Linked DNA regions of Homo sapiens: region 1 is linked to region 2. Evidence: chromatin loops called from intact Hi-C (ENCODE). Cell type or tissue: PC-3. All regions are shown on one strand.

What was found. Peaks named below come from ENCODE experiments on the same cell type or tissue, not always from the same donor. Only the 100,000 strongest peaks of a DNase experiment are listed, where the experiment ranks them.
Region 1: a loop joins it to region 2, with 6 times the contacts of the local background. A loop is called at or near these places in 5 of 110 quality-filtered maps.

The regions. Positions count from the first base shown.
Region 1 is chr7:50,789,500-50,791,999 of GRCh38, forward strand. It overlaps a transcript of GRB10 not described here. Among named protein-coding and RNA genes, the nearest start is that of GRB10, 7.9 kb to the left of the region's middle. In PC-3, no CTCF peak of the experiment used is centred here; no DNase peak of the experiment used is centred here; H3K4me3 peaks cover 1,711 bases.
Region 2 is chr7:50,868,096-50,870,595 of GRCh38, forward strand. No RefSeq gene overlaps it. Among named protein-coding and RNA genes, the nearest start is that of GRB10, 86 kb to the left of the region's middle. RefSeq lists an enhancer at 1-255. In PC-3, no CTCF peak of the experiment used is centred here; a DNase peak (open chromatin) is centred at 1,446; H3K4me3 peaks cover 733 bases; H3K27ac peaks cover 2,237 bases.

The DNA of each region.
Region 1 (2,500 bases), 79 kb before region 2:
CCAGGAGTCAACTGAGGCAGTGTGCCTGCTGCCCTGGTCAAATAGAGCAGAAAAGAAACGATATGGTGGGAGGGGTTATTCCTCCCCAGCGCCCGTTCTCAGGCTTGACGTTAACAACAAAAAGTCCACTCTGTTGCTGGGTCCAGCCCAAATAATAAGCCCCTCAAATTAGGGATCTGAAAAGACTAGAAGAATCTCCCCAGAAATCCATATGTAAAGTAGATGGTTCAAAAATATGAATATTCTAATACAGGGGAAAAGAAAAAATCTCCTTAGAGTCACTATATCCTAAAAGCAAAAAAATCAGAACCACTCATTTCTACCTCTGAGATTATTTTTGATAACCCCAGGAAATGGCTTCTTCTGTTGCCATCTCAAAGGACAATCACACCATTTTTCAATCCATTATTAAAGAAGAGCCATCAGCCTGCCTTTCCACGAGTAAGCGGGTGGTTTTAAGCTTTGACTGCTTTTATCTCCCTGCAGTTAGCAGGCCCTGTGATCACCAGGAGCATGGACAAAAGCCTCCAGAAGACAAAAGTGCAGGAAAGCTCATTTCTCAGAGATCAGTTCAGAAGTGGTCCAGGTTGGGGGTGGGAGTCTGATGCAAAGGTGTCCCAGCCAAGAGGAACAAGGAGTGAAAACAGATACAGCTCCCTAAAAGTGTGCAGCTAAAATATTCACACAAATTAAATACCAGCCAGGGGCTGAATGGATCAGACCAGTTATACCCCTAATAGTATGCAAACTCTGAAAGTGATCCCTAGAACTCCAAAGTACCTGTCTGCCAAGTCTCACCCACCAAGTAGTTGGACGACCTTAATTTCTTCCATAATCTCCCACACTTCTGTACTTCTACAGTTATATAAAAAATAAAATAGCACAGGTTAAAAGAAAAGTCTCCACTACCAGGAAAAAAAAAAGTTTATTTAAACTTTGAAGGACTGATTACTCAAATGAAAGACAAGGCAAATATGTTCTCCTCACAAGCCATACAATGCCACGTTGGTTTAATAAACTGAGAAACAGACGCGGGGATTACGGAGCAAACGTGCAAAGGCACAGGCTTCCCCTCCAGGGAGCAGGACCAAAATCCCCTGCATTTAGCTCTGAGCTCTGACAGGCTGGCAACCTAACCCTAGATACAAGCTCAAATACATTCTACGATCCCGTAGGTTTCTCTTCCCCTTGCAGTTAAGAGTCGGACAGAATTCCAAGGAAATAGATTCCATTCCTTAAATTATGCCACCTTTAAAGCATTCGGTTTTACCAGATAAACCAATCAAGAATTTCTACAGCTCTAAAATGAAGCTGAAGGCACAATAGATGACTGTGTTCAAGCTGGAGTTTGATTTCTACACATAATATAGCCTGTACCCGGAAAGATCACCAAAATCAAGTTCTGAGCTAACTCTTCGAGTCTGACTCTGCTCTCTTCTCCTACTGGAGGCTGAGTAGACACAGACATAGCTCTTTAAACTGGGTCAGGGCTGCCCTTGGTCCCAGTCCTGGTGGCCATCACCATACAAAGCTCTGGACAAGTAGCTGGCATGAACCTGCCCAGTTCTGGGTTCCTGATCCACAAATGAAAAGCATTTTGAGTGGGCCAACGCTGCCCCAAAAGTGACCAAACAGATAATATGCAATAGATGACTTTAGGGGTACACAACTTTTCTAATTACAGTAAACATAACTACCACATCAAAACTCATGACTTCATGGATATCAAAATTCCTTCCCAAAATAAATGTGTATTTAAATGTAAAAAGTGAGTGAACTAAAAGGAAATATCTAGAATGCTCTGGTAACATGGCATTAACCTTGAAGGCTGGGAGCCCCCAGACCAGGCAATCATCATTCTCCGAGTGTGTGACTGGCAGGCTATACATACCTGACCCACGCCATTTCCCTTTCAGAAGTGGATGTACTTTTGCAAATAAAACACAAGACTAAAATGATCCAAAGCTTAGGTTCTAGTGACAGCTTTGTCACTTGCTGACAGTATGACCTCGGGCATGCCAATTAACCTCCTGAGCCTTGGTTTTCAGACCTGTAAAATGGGGATCAGGAGGTTGTAGAGGGGATTAAAAGCAACAAGGCTTTTGAAAGTGCCTTGTAAACTGTGAAATGCTACAGAAGTATCAGTCGCTACACTTCTCAGTTACAGGAGCAATGCCTGCTGGGCGTGTAACTCTGTCCTCAAATTCCCTCCCTGTAATCTGGGGATTGGCCTGTGTTGCCCTTCTCTTTCAAGTGCTCCCAGTAAAACTCAAATATTACATGCAGTGATCCTAGAGTTTTGATTTTTAAGAGAAAAACCTAGACATCTAGAATCATTCCTGGAAACATAGTTGGTTTTCAGTGCTTTTACTTAAAATACTCTCCTAAAAGACACTTCACCGCTGTCACAGCCAGAAGTCCCACTGCTGTAGAAACTCTTGATTCTAACTCTTTCCTCCTGGAAAGAGAGGAACTCGGGGTCAGCTCGTTAAAATATTGC
Region 2 (2,500 bases):
TCCCTTTCTCCTCCAGTGTGGAAAAAAAATCCCTGCGTGACACACATTTTTTTCCATATTGGAAGAGAAAGGGAATGCAGACCCATACTGCCTGTGTGCCACACACCATTTGCAAATTAGTAATAACTGTGATATGCACTCATTCACTGAGGGTGCTTTGGACCTCTCTCCCACTCTCCATGAGTGGATGCTACATTTTTCCATAATCTACTGGATCTGCCATTTCCTAGGGACTTGCCTTTTTCCCACAAAACAGAGTTGAGGCAAAGGAAAAGCCAGCCCAGGTAGAAGAGGCAACAAAGGCAAGGGGTGGGGATCCGCATCATGATTTCAGGGAACAGCAAACGTTCCATGGGACTGGAGCCCTGAGTCTGTGAGGAGAAATGAACAAGTCTACCACAGTCATCCAGAATGAGAGGCAAAATTATGTCACAAAAGGTGTGAGTGGGAAAACTGGGCCCAGCGGCAGATTATTCCAGGAAGGGATTGTGCCTTTGTATGTCTCTGCAATGCTAACCTCAATGCCAGTTCCTCAGAGTGTTACAGACATTTGCCATGCATCTGTTACTCAAGTGCTCTGCTCAGAGAGGGTCAGTCTTAAGCCCCCAGGAGCATCCTGTTGTGAATCGGTTCACACTTCTTTGAGATGGGCAAGAGGGAAATGTGATGTATAGGGAGAAGAGGGGTGGAGGAGAGGTTCATTCCCCTAGAGAAGCTGATGGAGACAACCCAAGCTTTAAATAAATCAACTCTGGTCCTTTAAACAAGAAAAGGGGATTTCATTACTATGTTGGTCAGCTGGAGACAGCCCTGGGGCAGAATATGTAACCTATTAAAGAAACAAAACCTCTTGTAAATGCCCTTAAAGCCAACACAGTTCTGTTTAATTCAAATAAATTCTCTTTATCTCTCTAAAAGGGCTTTCTAAAAACTTCAAGCTTATACTTTAATAAAGTTAAATCATTTATATGTAGAGAAATGCAACATTTCATTGCTATAGTACTTTCTATACCTCAGCCTTTTCTTTAATTTAGTCTTTTAATTCAGACTTGCTGAATTCGAATCAACAGCAGAGAGCAGGAACTTTGGAGTCTTATTTACCTGGGGTTCCTCCCCATCTTTCATCTTGGTGGCTGGTCAAGTTAGCCAGCCTCTTGAAGCCTGTGGTTTCCCCTTCTGTACACTGAGGACAATAACAGGACTCATCCCAATGGGCTTGCATGAGGGTCACATGAGGTGATGTGTATTATGCACTCAATGTGCCCAAGACATTTGTGCACGTATTATTATTAAGAACAAACCACAAAGTGGGGTTTACTTTTTGATAGCTTCTTAGTTCTGAGGTAAGTTTATTTCCTTGCTAATATTCCTTTTATCACATATAAAAGAGGTGTGTCTAAATCTCACTGCATCATTATGAAAACATGGCTCACAGTCGAGTCATGTGGGTGGTAGCCAGACACTGTGTCTTTGTTTGGTCATTTAGTGATGCAACCCTTGAAAAATTCTCTCTCTGATAATTCTGTTGGGAACAGTTTCCAAGCCATTAAAATGTTATTCTTCCAAATCCTCCTGCATCGGCAACGGGAAAAAAGACAAAATGCAGTGTCATTTGGGCTTTGCCTAAAATGAATTGAATCCTCCTCAGCAACAGATAGAGTGTGAAATTGATCATGAATTTTCTGAAGTCAGAGTCGTGACTTGCTGATGACATGTGTCACGAATGCAGGTAGAGGGATATCTCCTTAGCATAATTTTCATGGGTTTGGAACTGGAGGTAACTTCTACAGGTGACTGGAGCAGGAATTTACACCTGCAGGGACCAAGGGAAAAGATTTTTTCAGCAAATGAGTGACTATTGATACTTCAGAAAAAACATTTACCTGAGAGAGTTAAGCATTTTGCAGATATTTATTTACATAGAAGTAGTTGGAAATTAATTACAAATAATCCTTATCTATTTTTAAAGCAGTTCCACTAGGGAGAAAACTTGAAAGTCTCGTACAAGGTTATTCTATGCACAGGATAGAAATTTGGAGCCAAAAGAACAAATTAATCCATCCTCCTAATTTTGCAGATGGGAGAAGGCAGGAAATAGGAACCCTGTCTTGGATCATAGAAGTGGTGGTGACCAATGAGGGCCTAGAACAGGGACAGCAAACAGGCTTCTTCTCTGGCCCTGGCTTAGTGGATTGGAAGGGGTTTCATGGACCCCTGTTAGAAGGATATGCACCAAGGACATGACAGCATAAGGGCAACCATGGGGGGCCATTCCTGGACCACTGTCTAAATTACCTATGTTAACTAACCAACATTTATTATACACCAACTGTATGCTTTATCTAATTTTTTTCAACCATGCATACTCCCCCTAAAGGTATGAATTCATAGTCCAGTATAATCATGGCATATCTTCCTAGAGCTTCAATTTTACTTGGTGGGTAGATAATTTACAATGAAAATTTTCTATGAAAGCAAATGGACTAGAAAGCCAAATTCA